Regions from separate parts of the Mus musculus genome. Here region 1 is linked to region 2. A link is a loop called in an ENCODE intact Hi-C map of the cell type or tissue named here. Cell type or tissue: left cerebral cortex. All regions are shown on one strand. Links, peaks and the distances in the headings refer to the core of each region. The heading gives the core; the rest is flanking DNA. Region 1 has its middle 20 kb from the start of Gm40557. Region 2 overlaps Gm10432 (predicted gene 10432).

The links. Hi-C counts contacts between places; a loop is a spot of excess contacts. Peaks named below come from ENCODE experiments on the same cell type or tissue, not always from the same donor. Only the 100,000 strongest peaks of a DNase experiment are listed, where the experiment ranks them.
Region 1: it touches region 2 in a loop (6-fold over the local background); 2 of 42 quality-filtered maps call a loop at or near these places.

What each region holds. Positions count from the first base shown.
Region 1 is chr12:100,216,203-100,228,084 of GRCm38, reverse strand. No RefSeq gene overlaps it. Among named protein-coding and RNA genes, the nearest start is that of Gm40557, 20 kb to the left of the region's middle. In left cerebral cortex, for the core only: a CTCF peak has its summit at 6,339; DNase peaks (open chromatin) are centred at 5,713, 6,169, 6,358, 7,961 and 4 more places; H3K4me3 peaks cover 585 bases; H3K27ac peaks cover 5,408 bases.
Region 2 is chr12:100,284,059-100,295,940 of GRCm38, reverse strand. It overlaps Gm10432 (predicted gene 10432), which reads right to left. Exons shown (of 4, transcript NR_045741.1): 2 at 5,517-5,716; 3 at 211-312. Among named protein-coding and RNA genes, the nearest start is that of Gm10432, 13 kb to the right of the region's middle. In left cerebral cortex, for the core only: no CTCF peak of the experiment used is centred there; DNase peaks (open chromatin) are centred at 4,955, 5,723, 6,179, 8,076 and 2 more places; H3K27ac peaks cover 5,061 bases.

The DNA.
Region 1 (11,882 bases), core at 1,505-9,504, 68 kb after region 2:
CTGTCCTTTTCCCATGTCCCTCTTGTCTTTCAGAACAAAAAATAATAATGATAGGAAGACTGAACTCCAAGTGGTCAGGTTTCTTAGAAATTGTGAGCATTTCCAAAGACACTGAGACCCTTAACCTCTAAGAACTGAAGGGAAACTGGAGTCTGTAGACCTGTCATAGGTCCCCAGCCAGGCTTGAGGCCACAATATGATGCATCCTACCTTGGGAAGGACCAGGCCTGGGCCCTGGATGCAGTTTAAAGAATGGGTGACTTTGATTCCCTTTTCCAGGGTTCACTATTTGTCTGTCCAGTCCAAGCTGGGACCAGAAGAAACAGGACCAGATGCAAAAATATCTGGGCCTGACAGGCAAATGTGAGGGCCTTGGCCAAAGTTATCATGATCTTCACGATGGTACAGGGCATTATGCTAAGTGTGCGTCCTTCTGAGTTGGATGTTCAGGTTGTACACCTGTGAAATCTGCCCTGGGAGAAGGCATTCATTCATTCATCCATTTCATTCATTCAGCAAACACTTGTGGGCCTACTTTATGCCAGGTTCAAGTCACACAACTGCCAAATAAATGCCAAGTATGTCACAGACCTGGTAAACCATTGGTGCGCAATAAATGCAAATGAAGGTTTGGGTCAAAAGCAGTCCGGGGCTAAGAAATGGATTAGTGGAGAAAGTTCTTGTGCCTGGCAAACACGAGTGCCTGAGTTTGAGCCTCATATTAGAAATCTGAGTGTGGTGGCATATCTTTATAATCCAAGGGTTGGATGGGTGGAGACCAGCGGATGCCCGGGCTGTTGGGCTAGCTCATCTAACCTGTGTGCCCAGCTCCAGGATGAAAAGAAATCTTGTTTCAAAAATCAAGGTGGAGGGCCTGGGAAGATGGCTCACTGTCTAAGACTGCATATCGCCCTCGAAAAGGACCTGACTTTGATTCCAGGCACCCATTTGGGAAGGCGCACAACCACCTGTAATTCCATCTCCAGGGGATTCAATGCCTCTGGCCTTCAAGGGCATCTGCAGTCAATGTGTGTACACACCCCCACACAGACATATACATAATTAAATATAAATTTAATAAATTAAAATAAATAAATGAGGTGCCCGAGGAACAATACGTGAGGTTGTCCTTCTAACTTCTACATTCAGTAGAAGTAGAATACGCTTCTACTGCAGTAATACACTTGTGTGGCCTATGGTGAGTCACTTTACTTGGTCCTCAGACCCTCAGTTACCATGGAGACAGGGCCAGCCTTCCTCAGATTCACCCGGGAAGAGTCTGTGGACACTGAGGGGAAACAACTTCACATCTCTCTGTTCATCACAGACGCCCTACTGTAGCCTGTGGGGACTTTCTGTGTCATCGCTGCTGTCCACAGCAGGGACGGTGGTGCAAAGGCCTCCAGTGGCTGTTTCCCACAGAGAAGCCAGCCACTGATGGCTGCCACCTCCTGCTCGGAGGGAGAGAGGAAAGGGGATAATGAGACTGAAGGACTGACCTACAGCTTGCACATGTGACTGGCCCCTTCCCACGTGAGTTTTGATTGATTAATTGAGGTGATGAAATTAGCAAGGAGATAGGAGCTGTGCATTCAGAACAGCCAGCTCTCTTCTTCCTGATTAAAGAGGAGTGGGGGGGGGCAGGGGAGAGAAAGAGCAAGAGATAATGTCACAGACAGACAGACAGGCAGACAGGCAGGCAGGCAGACAGACAGGCAGGCAGGCAGGCAGAATCTACAGAGAAAGATGGAGTTTCCAGGGAGGCATAAGAAGAGACATATGGTGGCCCCAAAGAGCCTGGAGTAGTTATACAAATGGAGATGGAGCTGAAGCAGACAGAGGGTGGGGGCGGGGTGTAGAGACAGCGTCTAGAATATGAACAGGAAAAGAAAACAAATCTCAAAACTCCCTCTCACCAGTCCTACCAGCTTCCCCTCCGGAGCCACAAAATTACCTCAAGGAGAGTGACGCGTAATTTGCATGGTGAAAAGGTGCAAATTACTATCAATTCAATGCATAAAGAGGGTCCAGGCTACTCCTTAGATAGGACCCATCCCAGGAGCTGCCTTCCCCAGTGTTTTTTTTTTTTTTTGTTTTCCTTTTTCTTTTATACATTTATTTATTCAGTGTGGAAGGGGGTCATGCCATGTCCTGACACATATGTGGAAGTGGGGGGACAGCTTGCAGGAGTTGGTTCTCCCCTTCCACCAATGTGGGTCCGAGGGATGGAGCTCAGGTTGCAAGTCTTGGATGCAAGTGTATTTACCTACTGCTCGTTCCATCTCACCAGCCCTCCCTGATGTTTGCGGAACAGGATGAAGACCTAGGGTATAGCAAGTGGTAACCTCAGACAGAGCTAGCACCCATCTAAGTAAGACTCCGATCCTTCCTGTCTGTGCTGCTTGGCAGCTTCCAAGGGGCAGACCCAAGGCCACAGATCTTGCTGGAGCAAGGGGTAGGCTCAGAACTACAGAAACTGTCTTAAGCTTGTACAACTCAGAAACTTTTCCCAAGGCTCTGTGGGGTCCCTGGCATGTTCACCTCCATGCAGTGAGGGCCAGGTCAGTACCTCACTGTCCCCTGACTCCCCAACAGCCTCTTCTCAAAGGTTCTGCCTACAGATGGGAGCAAGGCAGGTTCTCCTACCAAACCTGCCAGCCTGCCTTTGCTTGCTCACTACTGCCTGGACAGCAGCCATCAGCCCAGTCACCAAGCAGTCGTGAACCTCATGTTCTCCAGCAGGTCACGGGCTTCTTGGGAACAGGAACTGGGTCATCAGAGCTAGATAATCTGGACGAGGTTACTTACATCCTCAAATCCTTGTTTTCCTCAGTTTCCTCATAGGGATGTTATGAGAATAAATGGAAGATACGAAGAGTTAAGCACAATTTCTAGAAACAAAAAGTGCTTAATAATAACAATAATAATAATTGTTATTATTATTATTATTTTACTGATTTCTGGTTTTTTTAATATCCTAACACTCAACACAGTGCCAGACACAAAAGAAAAAGGAAATCTAAAGGAATAAAATTGGACAAATAGTGCCATCAGCAACCATCCTGCCTAAGGAACACCAGCTAAGTATTTGCATCGGTCAGTTAATATCACAACATGCTGTGTAACAAGCTGCCTCCAAACAGAGTTCACAAAGCCAACATCCATTCATAGTCAAAGGGTTTCAGATCAGCAGAAGTGAGCCTCTTTCCCAAACTCCCAAACTCAAGTCCAGGATAAAGGACTATTCTGCCCAAAATTAACCTGTAAGCCCTACCTGACCAAGATAACTATCTGGAATGCTGGGAATTGTAGTTCTTGAAAAATAGCAACTCCCTCATGGGAGAGTATGGTGGCCTATAAGTTTGTTCTTAAAAACCCCTACAACACATAGTGCCATTCAGCTGGAAAATTCTAGGGAATGGTCCTGAGCAAAACCCATCTCTTCATCAATGTTTAATGTTTACTAAAGCTTGCTTTAAATTTGAGCCGATACGGTGAAATTGTTTGGTTTGGTTTTGTTTAATCCCAGCAAATCTCAGGATTAACAGGACTTTTGGAGAAAGTTGCTGTTATAGAGATAGCTGTAGGATGAAGGCAAAGAACCAGTATATCATCACTTTTATGCTGTTGCCGTCGCTCAAAGCAGGTCACGTTGTTGTCAGGGGCACGAAATCTTTGCGCCTGGGAGGCTGTGGCAGAAGCCTGTGAACTACCAAAACCACAGCCTCACGGGTCGGCATAGGTCACCCCACCTCTGCTTTCCTCCCTCTATCCCCTCCCCATCCCCAAAAAGAATGTTTCCAGTAGGATCTTAGAAGGGGTGTGGATCTTTGGTATAAAATAAAATATGTTTTGAAGCATTTTGCAAGTATAAAACAGAAAGCTCAGACAAACAGAAGTTCCTCTGACTCGGCTCCCTGCAGTTGGAAATTTGCAAATCTGTCCTAACAGAGCATTTAGTTTCCAGAAGCAGAAAATTGAGCTGACAACGTGTTGTTTACGAGCAAATTCCAGGATCTGGAGGTAAAAAGAAAGCAGTGTTCAAGCCCACGGACTATTTTCCCACTGGAGATGGAGCCTCGGTTTCAGGCTAAAAGCAGCCATTTCTATCCTCAAAGCCCCTCCCCAATTTTGCTTCTCCGGGACAGATGGTGTGATCATCGAGGAGACCTGGAAACTGTTGAGGCTCCAGATGTCCCTGGGGCAACCATCATCCATCTTTGGAGCTTGGGCCTCTGGGGGACCCTGCATGTTGCAGGGCGGAAGGGCAGAGGAAACAGAGCTGGGGGCTGGGGGTGTGGAGGGAAATCAGTTCTCGCTCCCTTTTTGCAGCAAACAGTGTTTACCTCCAAGGCTGTGTTTTTCACGGAAATGGAGACCGGCAGAGGAAAAACGCCCTTGTGAAACATTTCCATGAATTTATGTTGTTCATCTGGAGCGTCATGGCACTTCAAAGAGGTCTCTGGGGTTTGACATGGTCAGGGACACAAGACTGGCCTGCTATGCGCTGTTTAAGATCCCCAAGCTACAAGCCTGCTGGTACCTCATGGAGACCAGCAGCCAAGTGGGATAAGGGACACCCTGGGCTTGCAGGGCCTAGGCAAGTACACACGCTCACCCCACACATATTCAGACTCATCTTCATCAAGAGAAATAAAAACAGAAAACACAGTGGGTACAGGGCCATGAGACCTTGGGCAAGCCACTGAAAATCTCTCAAGATTCAAGCTCATGTTTGTACAGTAATAAAGCCTTGGACCTTGCTGGATTGTTGTGGGGACTCTGAGAAAATGAGGATCATTTTATTTTCTTTATAAATGAGGCAGGATTAGATCCATTGGCATGACTTCCTGGCTGAAATATTCCATGGACTAAGAATAGTGCCAGGTCTGGTGGTTCTCGGGTAGCAGAGCTAGTTAGACCTCTGTAAGCTCAGTGCCAGCTGGATTAGTGAGTTCCAGCCATTCAGAGATACACATAGTGAGACTCTATCTTAAAAAAAATAAAAAATAAAAAAAAATGAAGTTACTGAATAAAGCCAGAGGCTGATCAGTGGAATACATGGACCACTGATGAGGTGAGGGGCAGCAAGACCTGGGCAGTTAGGGCAAATATATGAGATAAGATGTCTGGGAAAGAGGGAAGGGCTCGGAAGGTTTAAAAAAAACAAATAGTGCAGGTATAGGCTCACAGCACAAGTCAGTTTCCAAGAGTCTGGTTCCAGGATAACCACACACACACACACACACACACACACACACACACGCGCGCGCGCACGAGCGTGTTCAGGCAGATGCTTAAACCCCAGTACTCAACGCTCCTATGGAAAGTGGTTAGTCACACAACATGCATGTGCTTTGAGCCATCTCTAGATGCTTTAATGCAATATAAATACTTTCTAAGTGGCTGTTAGGATTGTTTAGGGAGTAACGACAAGAGAATCTGTGTTTGGTTCATGTGCAGTTTGATGCTCCCAGTCCCACCCCCTACCCCCACCCAGTTCCCAGTTGGGTAATGCTGTTCATGTAGAAACTTCAGACCACAGCAGCAGAGGCTATCCCTCGCGGAAGCCCAACGAACATCTTATGACTAGTCCCTTGCTCTGATTGGGTCTCCTACCTAAGCAATAAAATAGGTCCAGTCCTGTCATCTGCAGCAGCCTCAGAGAAGGAGACACTGGACAGGGTGGGCTGGAATGACAGCTGAGCTCCAGAGACAGGCTCCCAACCTTCCTCACCCCACCCCCACATCTTCTTTCCTTTTAATCTAGCAAAAAGCTTTCACCTCTTTTATTTATTTATTTTTTGATCTTCCGCGGCATAGAGGATTTAGGTATTTTGCATTCCAAATGTTTCTTCATGCTTTAGTTTAAACCCATAAAATGAATTCTAGGGCTCCGTGTTCTACAGAAAGCCCCAAATCCTGACTCCTCTCGGCAGCCCCGCCAAGGTCTCATCAGAATAATGCAGCACAATGGGATTTGTGTGTGAGTGTGGAGTGGGGGAGAGAGGGGAGGGTGGGGAGGGAGGAGAGAGGCAGGGGTGTGTGTGAGAGAGATTAAACTCCTAGTCTTTTAAATTTTGGATGGTTTCCATGGAAACTGGCAAGTCTTCTTTGCTCTCTTCAGTTTTCTGGAGACACCTCGGCAGCCGTCCTAGCTTCCTGAGTATGTTTGGATCAGAGTTCCAAGGTCCAGGCTTGGAGAGGGAACAAGCCTCATCTGAAACTGCTTTTTGGGACTCTGACCCCAAGGGGACATACGTTAGAGACTGAACAAGCCCCTCATTGGTCCCAGTCCTCTTTCTTCCCACATCTGCCTGTGGACGCTTTCAGTGGCGCTGCAGGATGGCAGGATGTGTGCTGGAAGCTGAAGAGAACTAGCTGAGTACTGCAGGAGGTGTCAGGGCAGGAGTGGAGAACAGGCTGCTCCCACCTACAGTCTACTGCTTTCTGCCATGCCTGTCTTGGATGCTCGAGGCCCCACTGCTTGGACCACCAGAGAGCCTTGTTGGACAGCTCCTCCTGGAAACTGCCTTTGGGGATCGCTCTGGATTTACCTACCAAGAATCTTTCACAGCGATAGAATCTACCATGCAGTGTTCACAGCGATAGAATCTACCATGCAGTGTGTGTGTGTGTGTGTGTGTGTGTGTGTGTGTGTGTGTGTGTGTGTGTGTGTGTGTGTATGCGTGCACGTGGCTTTCTTCACTCAGCATAATGTTTTCAAGGTTGTGCCTCTTATTAAGTAACATTGTTTCTTGCCAGGTGTGCTGGCGTCTTTAATCCCAGCACTTGGGAGGCAGAGGCAGGTGGACTTCTGAGTTCGAGGCCAGCCTGGTCTACAAAGTGAGTTCCAGGACAGCCAGGGATACACAGAGAAACCCTGTCTCGAAAACAAACAAACAAACAAAACAACCCCCACCCCCCAAAAAGTAACATTGTGTCTCTTCAGGACTAAATGATGATCCATTGAAAGATGGACTTGTTTCCTTCATCTTTGTATCATCAGTGGGCATGTGCATTGCTTCCACCTGGAGGGCTCCCTTACTCCGTGGTCAGTGACGCATGAGCTTTAGCAGGGATCCATGGGAACAATGCATACACCAAGGGAGAAAAAAACACCGTCTGGTACAGTAAGGTTCCTGTACCTATTTCTTTGGGGTTTTTTTGGGGGGGGGGTCAATCCAGAGTCCAGACACTGGGGTCCTCACTCTGACACAAGCCTTGTGTATCTGCTGGGAGCCCCTCAACATAGCCATCTTGTGGGGAACCTCACCGTTCAAGCTGGTATGCTTCTTTTGCCTGTAATGCACAGCACTGAAAAACCCTTGCTGGATGAAGGAAGCCACACAGCAGAAGCCCAGACTGTGATCTTTTATGGCAATAAAATGTTCTTAATAGGTAAATCCGCAGCAAAGGGCAAATCACGGTGTCCACAAGAGGAGGCGTTAGGGACCAACTTCTGATGAGCACAAGGTTTTCTTCTGACTGATGACAATGTTTGGAACTTGACAGAGATAGTGACTGCTCAGCATGTGATACTAAATGCCACTGAGTCATACATGCCCTGGAACTCCTCTAACTCACAGAGATCCTCTTGCCTCTGCCTCCCAAGTGTTGGGATTAAAGTCTGTGTGCTGCTGCCACTAACACCCTGCAAGTCACACATTCTTTAAAGATTCGTTTATTTTTATTTCCTGGGAATTAGTGTCTGTCTGTGTGTCTGTGTGCCTGTCTGTGTGTATTTGCATGGTGCCTGTTGCCCATAGAGGCCAGAAGAGGTGAAAGAGCATCAGACATCTTGGAACTGGAGTTACAAATGAGTGTGTGCTGCTGTGTAGGTCCTCTGCAAGAGCAGTAAGTGCTCCTAACTGCTGAGTCATCCCTCCAGCCCCTTAGTTACACATTCTACTGTGTCTGAGCCCTGTATAAATACAGCCAAAACAATGGGAGAATGTCTTTGGTTCTGGTAGCTTCATCTATCACTTCAAAACAGGATGAACCTGTATGTTTAGTAGCTTAGAACAATCACGACTCGTTTATCTCATGACTTTGCGGGTAAGGAATTCTTGCCTGGTCTAGCTAGACGTCTGAGTTAGTCTAGAATGCAGCTACTTACACTGTAACAGAATGTGGGAGTCACACACACACAAAAAAATCTCAACAGCAACAACAGCAACAAAAGGTTTGTAAACACACAACCACCTAAAATTAATTCAAAGTCAAAAGTTTGATGAGGGATATTGAGATGGCTCATTGCGTAAAAATAAATAGATATTTCATATTTTCGTACAACAAATCTGGGGTGCTCCTGGCAGGGCTCTCTCTGGGTGTGTTGCAGGATTCCATTGCAGCCTTAGCTCTGAACATACCACATGTGCAGTTTACATTGTATGTGCCATCACGCCATGCAACACTAAACCAACACCTCCCAAACTGCCTCAGTTTAGGTTCCTGATTCTTGCATATTATGGATTGCAGTGGGTTTTTTGTTTTTTGTTTTTGTTTGTTTGTTTGTTTTTACTGCACACACAAAATTTTCTGCTCTTATAGAAACATAATGACTTAATTATGAAAAACAAGGACAGACACTATTTTCCTACAACCATTCCTCAGCACACAGCACACTTGGATAGCTTTTGATTGGATTGTGTGAAGAGGTTCCATTTTAAAATTTTTTAAAATTGCTGCTTGAGGCATTACAAAGACTGTTAACTGACTCTTGGCTTGGGATTGGGACAAGGTTTCCAACAGCTTCTGAAATGATCCTGCATAGGCATCTTCTATTTTGTACCATGTATTTATATGATGGTAGAGTTTCTCAACATTGACAAGTCTAAAATCAAACGTTATCCAGTCCTGAGAAACATGAAGATGCTTCCAAAGATAATAGAAAAATATGGCTGGCAATCGTGAATAGTAGTATATGCCTTCAATTCCATCCCTTGGGAGGTAGAGACAGGCAGATCTCTAAGTTCGAGGCCAGCCTGGTCTACAAAGTGAGTTCCAGGTTCAGTGGAGTATGCTCTCACTGGTGGGCATCCTGTCATCTGTCCTCGGATGTCCTTTATCTTGCAGAACTGAAGCTGTAAGGCAAGTCAACAGGATTTCCCTATCACCCTGCCAGTGGCGTATATGGAAACGGCACATTCTTTCATCTGTGTCTATAAGTTTATTACTCATGAACTTCATACAAACACTATGAACAAGTAGTATATGAGCTTATTATACAGCATTTGCCTTTCTGACATCTTTCATGTAACATTATCAAGACTCTTCCATGTCAGATCATGTGACAGGACATCTTTTCTTTAAAGGTTAAATAACACTCTAGTGTGTATATGCCTACCCGCACCTCCATCCCCAGCCCCCCGTGCATGTATGCCACAGATACACCACATCAATGGACACTTGGGCCCATAAAAATAGGGTTTTGACTGCTTTGAATAATATTCCTATGAACATGGTTATGCAAATACCTACAAATACACAGTCAATTCTTTGAGACATCTACTTAGGAAAGGAGTTGCTAGAGAATATTGTAATCCCACTTTCAATATCTGACAAAACAATACACTGTTTCTTACCATTCTGAATTGTCTTTGTTGACTTTTTATTTGCACCTGGGTTTTGATCTGTAGACTTCTTTTTTTTTTTTTTTTTAAAAATTATTTTTGAGTACACTGTAGCTATCTTCAGAATATGTATTTCATTACCTATTCCGATGTAATGGGGCATCAGATCTCATTACAGATAGTTGTGAGCCACCATGTGATTGCTGGGAAGTGAACTCAGAACCTCTGAAAGAGCAATCTGCTCTTAACCACTAAGCCATCTCTCCAGCCCCTGCAGACTTCTTTCATTCAATCTTAAACATCTTATAGATTTTCATTAGGATTTCTTATTGACCCATTCAGTTGGGTTGAATAATTTTGTTTCTATTAAACAAAAAGCAAAGCTCCTTAAACAATAGAGACGTGCCTTCCAGGATTTTGAAATACAGTAATTTAGACCTTTGAACATTGTAAACTTCAAACCTGAGGACAAATCACAAGAATACAATTCCCTCACTGCCATAGTCATTTTTACTGCCACGACAAAACACCATGACTTGGACAACTTACAAAAGAAAGCATTTAATCGGGAATCACAGCTCCAGAGGGCAGTAGAATCCATGACCATCGCGTCAGGGAACATGGCAGCAGGAAAACAGGCATGACTCTGGAACAGTACCTAAGAACTTACCTTTGATTCACAAGCACCAGGCAAAGAGAGAGAGAAAGACAGAGCCAAGGCAGGCAGGCAGGCAGGCAGGCAGGCAGAGGGAGAGAGAGAGAGAGAGAGAGAGAGAGAGAGAGAGAGAGAGAGAGAGAGAGAGAGGTGTTGTGGGAAAAATAAAAAAATTGAATCTGCCAGCTCTCGGCGGGACCGGACCATGCTCCTGTGCGCTCCCGCAGCATTTGACTCGCTTGACCCGTGAGCCACTAGTTCCTCTCTGCTAGAATCCCCTGTAATTGGAGGTTCCACACTCCAGTAATCAAATAGATCCACCGACCTCATGGTTTGATAACATAATACCTAGAACCCTGGTAGAATCGTAACTCTTAAAGCTTAATTAACCAATCAGATTTATGTATCAATAATATCACAATTTACAAGATGCCAACACAATGATTTCAAAGCCAATTGATAATGATAAAGCTTTATCCCAATATTTCTAACCTTGTGAAATCATAGCTACTTGTGGTGGCTATGTGTACCCACACGGGTACACATCTGAAGCCATCTTGGCTCTTCTCCTACTCAGCTCCCTCTCTCTGCAACTCTTAGCTCCACCTCCCCTTTCTCTGTCCAATCACAGGCCTCCCACTGCCCTAATGTGATTGGACAGGGAAAATCCTGCAACAGAGACAGACAGAGACAGACAGAGATAGCTAACTGGAAATGATGTGGGCTTCTGAAATCTCAAAGCCCACCCTTAGTAGGCCCACCGCCTCCAACAAGACCACACCTTCTAATACTTCCCAAATATTTCCATGAAACAGATGAGCCTGGGGCCACTCAAACTACATTCTACTTCCTGGCCCCGACGGGTTTGTGGCCACATCACAATGCAAAATGAATTTAGTCCAAGTTCAAAACTCCTCATAGTCTTTCAGTCTCAAGACTGTTTAAGAGCCCAAAGTATCGTTTGAGACTCACAACAATCTCTTCACTGTTACCTCCTGAAAAAAAAAAAAAGGCAATTTACACACTCCCAGCATACAACGGTGCTGAATATACAACACCGTAGCAAAAAGGAGGAACAGGGACACAGGGAGGAAATGGTGGGTCAAAGCAAGTCTAAAACCCAGCAGGGTAAACTCCAAATCCTCTAACTCCATGTCTGCTATCAAAGAGCTTAGATGGCTCAACCGTCCAGCTTTGCTGACTCTCTCTTGTGGGCTGTTCCCATTCCCTAACTGCAGACATCGCCATGGCTCTGGCTACTCCAACATCTTGAAGTCTCCAATATAATTTAAGCCTCACCTTTACTGATTGATACAATGGCTTCTCTAGACTTCCATGCAGGGGAACACACACACACACACCTGGCCTCAATGGCTTTCCTTAACCATGGAGAAAGATTCCACAGCCCCTTTGTATCATCCTTCATGTATCTGTATCTATCCTTCATGACCCCAAAGCCAGAGCCAAATGGCCAATATTGTTAACTTAATGCTGCCTGCTTAGGACAGACTCTGCATGAGCTTTGATTTGTTGATTTTTTTTTTTTTTAAATAAGATTTGTTTTGCTTTAGGAGCAGAATATTCCAGAGCATTTCCTTTTTACAAGTTGAAAGCTTAGCTGGGTGGGGTCTTTCCCAGAGGGCACAACCCCA
Region 2 (11,882 bases), core at 1,433-9,432:
CATCCATGACCTACCTACCTGTGGAAACAGGGCAAAAGCTATCAGTGACAACCATGTGATGAAATGCCTAGTGGCTGGTCATGGAGGAAGTGTAGATCTAAGCCACAGTTCAATGCTGCCTCGCTCCCCCTCCCACCCTCCACCCTCTCAGGATGTCAGTTTGAAAATACAGGACAGGGTCCTGTACTGGTAAAGGCATATGTCACCAACCTTGGTCACTTGAGATCCTTGAAGTCGTTTTGATTCCTGGAACCCTCATGGTAGAAGGAAAGAACCAACGCCCACAAGTTGTCTCTGACCTCCACACGCATGCTGTGGGCACACACAAACGCATGTACATAAAAATAAAATAAGCAAATAACTAAAAAAGAAAAAAAAAAGACAGACAGTTGCAAGTATCGGAGGGGAAGGGTACTGAAGCTGTATGTGAAGTAGTGCTGCCATTTTAGAAAATATTTGGGTGGTTTGATAAAAACCTGTTGGGTGGTGGTGGCAGCGGCAGCGCACGCCTTTAATCCCAGCACTCAGGAGGCAAAGGTAAGCTAATCTCTGTGAGTTCGAGGCCAGCCTGGTCTACAAAGCAGGTTCCAGGACAGTCAGGACTCCACAGAGAAACCCTGTCTCAAGAAGAAAAATAAAATAAGATAAAAAAAAAAAAAAAAAAAAACTTAAACCCAAGGACCCAAGAATCCCTTGAACATTTACCCCACAGAAAAGGAAATACATGCCCATCCAAGGGCTGGTACCCAAACCTCCAACAACTCTGTATATAACATCCCCAAATAGAAACACTGTGCATGTCTGCCCACAGATGACAGGTAACCAGTTTTGCTGTGCCTTTGGAATGAGATGACACTTGGTGATATATGGGTGAATGACAGGTACATGCAAAGAAATGGCTGAATCTCAAGATACTACTGCCAGCTAGAGAAGCCATTCAGCTAGAGCAAGCTATGTGGCCCCACTGATTCCCAGACTCCAGGATCTAGGAGCTAACCCACGTTCACTGAGAGCATACCCAGGGTGGCCGGGGCAGCAAGGCAGTTGTCACAGAAAAGGAAGAAGACTTTGGGGGTGATGGATAAATTGACTGTCATAATCATGGTGACAGCTTCATAGCAGTAGATATATTTCCACACATATTACACTGGACACTGCAAATATGGACAGGTTCTTTGATGTCAGTTATACCTTTAAAGGTTGTAGTTGAAGATTTACTAATTCTGTATATGCATGTGCTTGTGTGTAGGTATGCGCACATGAGTGCAGGTGCCCCCAGAGGCCAGAAGAGGGCGCTGGATCCTTTGTGAGCCACCTGAAGTGGGGTACTTAAAACCAAACCACAGTTCTCTCAAAGAGCAGTAAGTAAGTGCTCTTAACCATTGAATTATCTCTTTAGCCCTGAAACAATATTTTAAAACAATAGGAACTGACAAGGAGATGGGGCTAAAGACAGTTGTCCAACCCCCACTTGAAACATGAGCTAATCCTCACATACCTTATACTCCCCAAGAACCTGGGTCAGCAGTAGTGCTTCTGTGAACCAGAAGGCCTGAACCCAGAAACCCCAGGCTGGTTAGCCACAGGCGGGTTACTTGCTGGGCTCTTATGGTAAGAGGTCTACATGAGACTCCTTCAAAGGGCACAACCCGTTTTGGGGAGGGTGTGGGAATCTCCTATTTTCCCCGCTATAAAAGAAAACACATGATGCTACATGCACTTGGGATTTTCAACACAATTGGCTAAAAATAGCCTGGGCCACCACAGCCCGATTCCTTTTTAGGAAGGGTTCCAGCAACCCAGCCTGTTCTAGCAGCCAGCTCAGGAAGTGAAGGCTCGGCCGGGCGGAGCTTGTGTCGGGGCCGAGGATGAGCCCATGGGGACCCTTGGCTTGTTCTGGCCACCCCAGTCTCCCAGCTTACTGAAAGCCAGGCCTCCAGGAGCACACAGTGACATGGGCAACAGCCTCCCCACCCTTGTCTCTCACAGGGCTGGGCTCCCATGGTCCCGTGCACTGGGATACCCCACATTGTTTCTCACTACCTCAGTTTCCCTATCTGGAAAGGAGTCTCCATTTCCTTGTCTTATTGTCCCCAGAGCTGGCACATGCCAGCCAGATGGTGGAGGTGGGCAGACCTGGAAATGTGTGAAGGGTAGTATCCATGTAAGGACCTGGAGGTTACTGGTGTCATTATTAGTCAGATTCCCCTGGGATAAAGAAGACATTTCTAATGAAAGGTTGAGCAGCTCTTCCTTCACAATCAAGCTTTTGTCCTTTCACAGGCAAACCCTGATGCTCAGAAACACACCAGCCCAAGGCGCGAGCCTTCGACAAGGAGATAAATAGGCAGCAGCTTGCAGGTCTGTTCCTTTGCCCATGCCTCTGCAGACACACCCCAGCCTTGGGGAGCCCAGCAGATGGGGGAAGCAAAGGCTTGGCCGTGCCAATGTCATAGGTTTTTATCCAAGCAGAGGCACGGCCAGCCCAGAGTGGAGACCTTCCTCTGTTCTTTCAGCGACCCCCTCAGCCACTGGGTCGTCCTGACAGAGGCCCAGACGGTGACACCAATGGTTGAGTGTTGAAGTCCCTTTCCTGCGCACCTACAGTGTTCCTGATACTCTTCCAGTCCTGAAGGCCCAGTTTTCATCTCTGAGAGTCCGTAGCCCAAAAGAGAAGACTCCAAGAACTTAAATTTCAAAATGATCTAGAACCTTCAAATTCTCACAATCTGGCCCCAGCTACCTGCTCTGTCCCTTGCTGTCTAGCTCCCCCACTCAAGCAGCTAGAGGGTACCCTTTGCCTCTCAGGGGAAGCAGGAGAGAGAAACTGGCCTTGTGGGTCTGAGTGTTCTTTGGTTTGGAAGAGATGCAGACACACCTACAAGAATGACCTCAGGCCTATCACCACAGAAAACCACCCCCCAGTTTATCACAGCCACCTTCCACCCACTCATAGTCAGAGACACTGAGGCCAGTGACATCTCAGTCATGGTCCCTGCTCTATTTCCTCCAACAGCCTGGGCCTTTCTTACTTCAAAACTTCCCATTGCAGGGTCTGGAAAGAAGGCTCAGTCAATCAGGCTGTTGCCCTGTGAGTTCGATCCCAAGAACCCATGTAAAACACTGGGTATGGTAGGTTGAGTTTGTAACCCCCAGTCCTGAGGAAGCCAACCCAGTAGGACTCCTAGCCTCTCAAGCTCACCAGACGAGTCCTAGGCCCAGTGTAAGACTCTGCCTCAGAAACCAAGGTGGGCAGCTCCTGAAGGTCCATGGCCCAGGTGGACCTCTAGCCTCCACCTGCATGGCACACACATGAATTTGCATGCATACATATAGACATACGCACAAAAGTAGTCTCCAGTGGCGTCACTGACACACTCAGTGTGTCACATCTACCTTTCTGTCAGTTGAGGGAGGAATAACCTAGCCAGTCTCCAGGGTCTGGAAGCAAACGTTTCCTTGGGACAAGGTTATTCAGCTCTTGAGACAGGGTGATGGCTACAACATACATATACAGCTTAATGACTGTTTTAATAGTTAATAATCCTGACTACAACCCCTTCAAAATTCACACATTATGTTACTACCTATGTATCTATGAAATCATGGCATAGTGTTCCAAAGAAGAACTGTAGTTTGCAAATGTTAAAAATCTCAGAAACTAAGCAAAAATCTGCAGAATAATACATTTATAAAAGTACAGCAGTATATAGCAGCTGAGATGAGGCCACCAGCACATATACAGCAGTGGACTGCTGGGTCTGGGTTTAGTCAGAGAAGACGCATCTAACCCTCAAGAAACTGGAGACCCCAGCGAGTTTAAAGTTTGGGTGAGGTGGGTAGTGGGTGGTAGGGACATCCTCGTGAAGACAGGGGGGTGCAAAGGAGGTATGGGATGTGGAACAGTTGGAGGGTGGACTGGGAGGGAAATAAAATCTGGAGTGTAAAAAAAATTAATAAAAAATGATAAAAATTAAAAAAAAAATTCACACATTAAAGCCCTTCCACTCAATGCCTCAGGCTTTTATAGAGTCTGGCATACCTTTAGTCCCAGCACTTGGGAAACAGTCAGTTGGATCTCTGTGAGTTCAAGACCAGCCTGGTCTACATAGTGGGTTCCAGGACAACCAGGGCTACATAGTAAGACTCTGTCTCAAAACAACAAACAACAACAAAAACAAAACAAAATAAAAGGGATTCCTGATGTGGACTTACTCTAAGAAGAGGTCTCTGGAAAAGAACATAGCTTTACTGCTGCTAAGCTACGCTAACCCTGGGCCTACACACACACACACACACACACACACACACACACACACACACACACTCCAGCTCAACACACTCCCCCATTGGAGCAGAAAAGAAGGGGGCTGAGCTGACTCCCCCCCCCCCCCCAGCACTCCAGTATCCGCCTCCTCTCAGCTGCTAGGCCTCCTGCCACGGGCTGCAGTTACCCTAGCAACCAGCATGGGCTCAAAGCCTGAAGCCGAAGGCCTAGCTTTTCTATCACTCACACCACGGCGCCCACGCTGAGTGGGCTTCTCTGGTGGTACCTAGCTTCGCTAAGGACAGGAAGTAGAGTTTTGTTCCACATGGCCCTTCCCCAGCCTTCCCTAAAAATGTTCAGCCGAGGGGAGGGGTGAAAGATCAAAGGACAGGCACGAAGATAGGCTTTCAGCTTTAGGCTCAAGAAGCCAGAGAAGCCTGAAGCTGGGAGAGAGAGGAGGGCCCAGTCCATGGTACAGACAGGGCACCTCAGTCCTTTGGTCTCCGCTACACCCAATCAGAACCAAGAAACCGCGCCCCAGCAGCCACAACATGGCCTCTAGACTGGGGTCTCTCCTGCAACCTGTAGACTATTCTTCTGACCAGCTTTAGGCTATGCTGCCTTTGAGATCCCCTCTGTGGGCCTCTGCATCAGTCATGAGCATCCGTCCCCACATGGTCTCTGCGAACATCAGGTTCTCCCCTGGGCTCTTGGCCAGCAGGCTCTGTTAAAATGATGCTGACCCTGCCTACCATTCAGCTAAATGCCATGCCCACTGAACACCTGCCCTTGTGCCAAGCACAACACACAAGAACTCAGCAGGCAGTACTCTTGTGCCCTTTCCCACCAGGCCCCAGAGGTGTGGGGAGGGAACAGAGGACTGTCAGCCTCTCTTCGTCCTGGCCAAGACACATGATTGTCAGCACGAGACCCAAGCACCCTGTGTGTCAGTCCTGGCTTCGATGTGGATCTTGTGTGACCTTGGCTCTACAAAGGCCACCTCTGGGCTCCACCTGACACCACTGTGGATTTGGGGGTTGAGGGGGAATAAAGGCACCACACTACTGCTCCCTGTAAAGTCAAATCAGATCATGATGAGAGGCCCCGCACGTCCCTCCCCTCGCCACACCTCGCCTCATGCCCCCATGCCTCTCCACACACCCCCACACCGCCCCAAGCCCACCAAGCCTTTCCACACACCCCAAGCCTCCCACGCCCCCCCCCTGTGCTCCCCATGCCCCAAACCCACCCCCGCACCGCAAGAAGCACTGTGTTTGGTTCATAGCAGGCACGCAGCCAGGAGGCAGCCAGAAGGTTTGGAATCTAGTCCCCCGAACTGTCTCCAATGGCTCCCATGTCCGCTAGAGTTCCCATCCGGAGCATCCGTTTCACCAGCGAGGCAGGGAGGTGAGGCTTTCTGAGGCTTCTGTCATGTGACCTGCAGGCCAGCTACAAGACAGGTACAGAGAACTCAGGAAGAGCCAATGGTACCTCGGTTTCTCTGTTAGTCTCATGCCAGCTACAACACACACGTGGCCCCAATAGTGTTCCCTCCCCAATGTCTGTTAGCTACAGGACACATCAGGAACCAGGGACTCCATGCCAGCCCCTGTAGTGCCCAACCCAGCAAGGTTATGGTCCCCCAAGGGGCAGGGTGTTTCTCCAGGCCACAGCAGACATAAATCAGGCTCTGCACTCTGCCTGTCAGCCTTGGAGCCACCCACAACACCCCCCCCCCCATTGCTTTAGCTCCCACTGTATGTACCCTGCCCCCACTCCCACCCTCCCTGAGCCCTCAGCTCTGCTCCCGCTCCCGGGAGAGCTTGAGCCTGGAGTGTTACAGTGTTTGGCTTTCTCCAGCCAGAAGGGATATTTTCCCCTCTTCTTGGCTGCTCTTTGTTTTAATGACTTTTTGGCGCAGGGCCCAGGCTGGATCAAAGCTTCCCTGTAAGGAGGATACTAGGACAAGGCGGTGAGTTTTCTGGGTGGGAGGGGGGCAGATGAGTTTTTGTGAAGGTGAGGGGGACCGGTAGCTGGAAGACTGGTGACCCCAGAGTCAGAGCTCCCTCACACTACAGGTGAAAGATGGATCTGAGGATGAGGTTAAACAACAACAACAACAAAAAGACAAAAAACTAGACCTCCTGCGGGGTAAGACTAGGAGGCTTTCCCAGAGCTGGCCAGCACAGGACAACCAATGTGCCAGAGTTCAAAGTCCAGTGGATCCTGTCCTCTGGGAAGCCAGGAGGCTCTGTGAGGAGGGGATTCTAGGAGCCTGGAACTTCCTTCACCTGCCTTCCTGCTTTGCAGGTCCCAGCCCAACTCCTCAGATGAGCCCAGCTGGTGAAACCTAGAGGATGCCGCATGGTTTGATGGGTATTGATTGACAGACCTCAGGAAAGCTTTCTGAGGAGCAGCACACACACACACACACACACACACACACACACACGCCTCTAGACCAGCTACTCAGCCTGGAAGATGCTGGGAGGAGAAGTCTGGTTCCCAGAAAACACATCCACTAAAGGTAGCCTTAGCAGCTGGACAGGTCAGGCCCAGGCTGGCCCAGAAAGAGGGGGCAGCTGCTGCCAGTGTTGCTGCTGCTGCTGCTGCTGCTGCTGCTGCTGGTGGTAGTGTTTTGAAGAGAGCAGGAGGCAGCCTCAGGGAGCATGCAGACCTGGGGAGTGCTGGTCTCTGAGGAGTCAGAGGTGCACAGGGGTGCCCTGTGGAGCCAGGAGTCTGGGAGCCTAGGATGCACAAGGTGCCTCCACTCTACTAGGGCTGAGGACAGACACCCTCAAAGCAGAAGTCTCTAGATCTCTAGGGTTTGTCTCCATACTAGAGGAGTGACTTCATGCATGCACCCTACACATGTAAACACACTTAAGGTGCACCCTTGCTCACGCTCACACATACACACATGATTGCACACATGCACTTGCACACATGCACGCACCCCATATACAGATCCTACATATATACTCCTGTATGTTCCTGTATATAAATGCACATACACACACTTACCTATGTACACACATATCTCTATGTATACACAGGCCCCTTGCATGTATGCACAGTCTATACACACATATATAAAACCCTGCACACATACCTCTGCATACACAGCCCTATATGTGCACCTTTGCACACACACACACAAACACACTTGCACACACACGCATCCTTGACCACATGCCCTTATACAATCACACACTCAACTCTGCACACACACAGTCCTCCCACATATAGAGTCTGCGTGAGGTCACATGGTCCACCATTCCCGGCTTTCAGCTTTGGCATTTCCATGGGCCCCTTTGAGTCTCAGTTTCCCCAGATGGGGCCAGTGTTTCACCTCTGTCTCTGAGGTGTGAGGCCCAGAGTGCTAACTAGAAACTTTGCCCTCATTCTCAGCATACAGTCAAGGAAGCTGCCTCTCAGCAAGCCAAAGGGAGTGGTCCGCTTGCCTGAGCCAAGTGACACTTCCTGGACTTAAGTGACCTTCTGACCCCAGAGGTCCTTGTGTGTGTAAGCCACAGATCCATCATCCACGTGCACTCACTTGAGTAAGCAACTTGCACACACATCGTAGTGGCAGCAGCCACTATTTCCTGAGGACCCACTGTGCGCACCCAGATTCCAGTGCTTCTCTGGTGTGCAAGTAAGAGACTCCAACTGAACCACAAGTAGGTGGCCTCAGGATCATTTGGTTCTTATCTCTGTGCCCATCATCTTCAGGGTTAAGCTGGAGCCACATGGTTGTAGGGTGACTGCTGTCACACCAGACATTATGTCTGTAATCCGTCATAAACAAAGAGTATGGCAACTTAAGAAAACCCTCTTGCCACACACTCCTTCATGGAGAAGCAGAACCTCCCTCCTTCTGGACTGGAAGTCTTCCCAGAGACCTTCCCTTATATGTCATTGCCTGGTGTTGTGCCAATGGCTTCTGCTAGCTGCAAAGGAGTCTGACAAACAGAGAATCTGGCCAAAGAGTGGTCATGGTGGGGACAAATTGTTTCTCACCGCCTTGAGCAAATCCAAGTTTGCAGGCTAGGGGGTGGAAAGCAGAGGGTACCAAAATGTCTACTACTTGTGCTCCAGTGTGCCATCCTCTGTCCCTCCTCCAAGAGGTAGTCTGAAGGCAGTGGACAAAGAAGAGGGGAGGGGTGCGAACTCCCTGAGGAGGTGGGAGAGATCTGAGATTCCAGTGCAGCTGGGCCTCCAAAGTTGAAAACGCTATCTTGAAGCAAAAGGAGGGCTACTCTCCTGGTCTGTACCCATGTTGGTCACACTGTCACTGTCCCCCAGGCCTAAACAACTAGTGCTACAGCACCCTTGGTGGTGCTGTGACACACCTAGTGGCTGCGTTCCCAATTGTCCTCTTCTGTGACCCTCACGAGCCAGCTTTCTGCGTATGCTGTGGATGAATGTACTGCCATAGAACAGCCCCAGTCCCCTCCCAGAGACAGTAGGCAGAGCATGGGCCTCATTCCTGGGATCTCACAGGGCAATAGGAGCCCCTCATGGGGCAGATCAGCAGGAAGTCATTTAGGAAGCTGATTTCTTGAATACAGCCTAAGCCCATTCCTTCTAGAATGGAAATTCTAACATCATATTGTTCAGTTACCAAAGGCAGAGTAGAGGCAACTTGGCTGGCCCTGAGCATGAAGCTCACTTGTTTGGGTTCAGCATCTCCTCCCCGGGAAACAGTGACAACCTTTCCGTGGTGAACAATTGTGTCCCTTCTCTGGTTTGGTTAGAAAGCTCACTGGGGTCTGCCAGTACCCAAGCTCTGAGTTCTGCACGTAGCCCTTCTGAGATATACAAATTTGGGGTCCCTAGCTCTGTGAATGCCTGGAGCTCCTTGGGTCCCTGCATGGACAGCTCCAGCAAGGTAGCTGCATGGAAACCGGCCCTCCAAGCAGCTGTGCCTGGGTCATCTGCCTACCTCAAACGGCTTCTGCTAGCATTGCAGTGGTCCTGCAGATCCTATCCCAGGAGTGCCCTTTTGAGAGAGGGGTTCCGCCGGCGTGTACTTGGATAGTAATGACGTGCCATACGGGGGCTAATGATGTGACCCAGTTAGAAGAACATGTGACTAGCATGTTCAAAATGCCGGCTCCAATACCCAATGCCATTGGTCATCAACTGGCTTCCGTGGTGAACAATTGTATCCCTAGCACTCAGAAAGTAGAGACATTCAAGGTCATCTCCAGCTACATAGTGAGTCCAAGACTAGCCTGAGCTACATGAGACTTCTGTCTTAAAATAGTGTTAAGAATAATTTGCCATCCCTCCAGTGGCCCTAACCTGTGAGAGTGTAGTGACTAAGCATGAGGGACATGGGAACGGTGACCCACTGAGAATAATCCCCCTCCAATAGAATGCTGGTGAAGCTCTCATCCCTGTATGTAGTGGGTGGGGACAGCTATTAAGCCAAATAAAGGTTTCACTGAAAAAGTTGGGGCTTTTTACCCACCAGAACCAAGAGCCGGCAGAGGTAGGCAGAAAATGAGCTTATCTTCCTGGCTCAGAGCCGGCTGGGGACACGGTCAGGGGCTGAATGTCCTGTAACTGATCTTCTCCTTCCATGAGCAAGGCCCTGGAGATGGGGCTGATAGTCACAAAGATTACCATAGATCCAAGGTTCAGACCTAGGGTAATTGTGACTCCCATCCCAAGAGTCATTTGGCAACAAATGTCTGATGGCATTTGAGATTGTTACAGATGGCAGGAGCTGCTACAGGAATCAAGTAGGTAGAGGGGTTCATCTAACTAAACATTCCGTCGTCCAATGGTTCTCAACCTTCCCAATGCTACAACCCTCTCGTCCCAGTTCCTCATGTCCTGCTGACCACCAACCATAAAATTATTTTGTTGCTACGTCATAACTATAACTTTGCTACTGTTATGAATCATAATGTAAGTGTCTATGTTTTCCAATGGTCTTAGGTGCCCCCTGTGAAAGGGTTGTTCAACTTCCAAGGGGATGGAGACCACAAGTTGGGAACCACTACCATAGTGTAAAGGACAGGCCCCAAACATCTGCAGTACATCTTTGGGCCATTGGCATGACGTTAAGGAGCTAGCGCCTCCTCCGTCAGGTAATGGGACATTGGCAGTGACAGGTCGCTGGAGCACAGGAGAAGACAGTCCCCTTTACACGGTGCCACCTGGTCAGATCTCTGTAAAGAAGAGATCTGAGAAGATATGAGATCTGAAAGATAGAGACGTCCAGCAGATATGGGAGAATGGCTTGCATATCCCCAGGGTAGCCTAGGCCCTGGGTCCTGACCGGTCACAGCTTTAGCCCCAGGAAATCCCAAGGGGAAAGACAATTGTTCTGTGGTCAAGCAGCTGCCCCCATGGCCTGTCTCCTTGAGAAAACAGGCAGGGGTTCACCCCACAACCCCTTCCTTTTCAGGTATGCCCTGGGACCGTATCCAGCTGGGAGCAGCTACGAGCAATAGACCCATCTCAAACCCTGGCACTTCTGATAGTCTGCACCTGGCCTGTCAGTTCCCAAGGCTGCAGCCAGCTTTCTTACCTGTCCCCTCTCTGTTGTTGCACCAGAACCTTTCCTGTGTCCTCTCCTAATGGAGGGGCATCCTCCACCCGACACTGAGAACCCCAGACTACACCCCAGCTGCATCCCTGTTATGGACCCAGAATCTTCGACCCAGAGCAGTGCTTACTATATCTGAACTCTCATTTGCTTACCGTGTGTGTGTGTGTGTGTGTGTGTGTGTGTGTGTGTGTGTGTGTGTGTGTGTGTGTGTAGTTGTGTTGGAGATGCTATTCCTTAGGAGTACCATTCTTAGTTTTTGAAACAGGGTCTGCCTTTGGCTTGGGTTCACTGACCGCAGTGGTATTTGTGCTGTGGATTGAATTCAGGTCATTTTGTTTGTACAGCTAACACTTTACCAATGGAGTTATCTCTCCAGCTCCGTGTTGCTCTTTATAAACAAAGGAAGTACCTTCCAGGAGCTTTACAAAGCAAACAACAAAAAACAACCTACACTTACAAAAAGATTCAGGGCCGGATATGGTGGCTTAGGCCTTTAATTAAGTATGGAGGAGGCAGCGGTAGGCATCTCTCTATGAGTTTCGGGCCAGCCTCATCTACATAGTGAGTTCGAGGTTAGCCAAGGCAACATAGTGAGACCCTGTTTCAAAACAAACAATGGTAAAGCCAAGATATTTTTAAACAGAAGTGTAACAAAGAAACATAAGGCAACCTTAAACCCCTTCACGAAGGGAAGCCTTCTCCAGTGATTTGGGGTCACCGTCCCTGGCACAGCCTGCGCACAGACACCTCTCTCACCACCCTGCAGAGGTGCACCCCTCCCAAGTGGCTGCTTTTCCATCCATTACTGTGAGGTCAGCACTAGCCCTTCTGCTCTGCCACACCCCACTGTGTAGACAATTAGAACCGAATTGTTCACTCCTGCTGGACACCACAGAACCTCTTCTTGGTTAAGGATCACCCGTCCATCTGTGTTGCTCTTTGTCTGATCCTATTGTTTCCTCCCCCTAGACTCACCCCGCTCACTGAAAACTCAAGTGCACGGCTCTCCTCTGGAATTCAGAAAGACCGCATTAATCCGACTTGCAC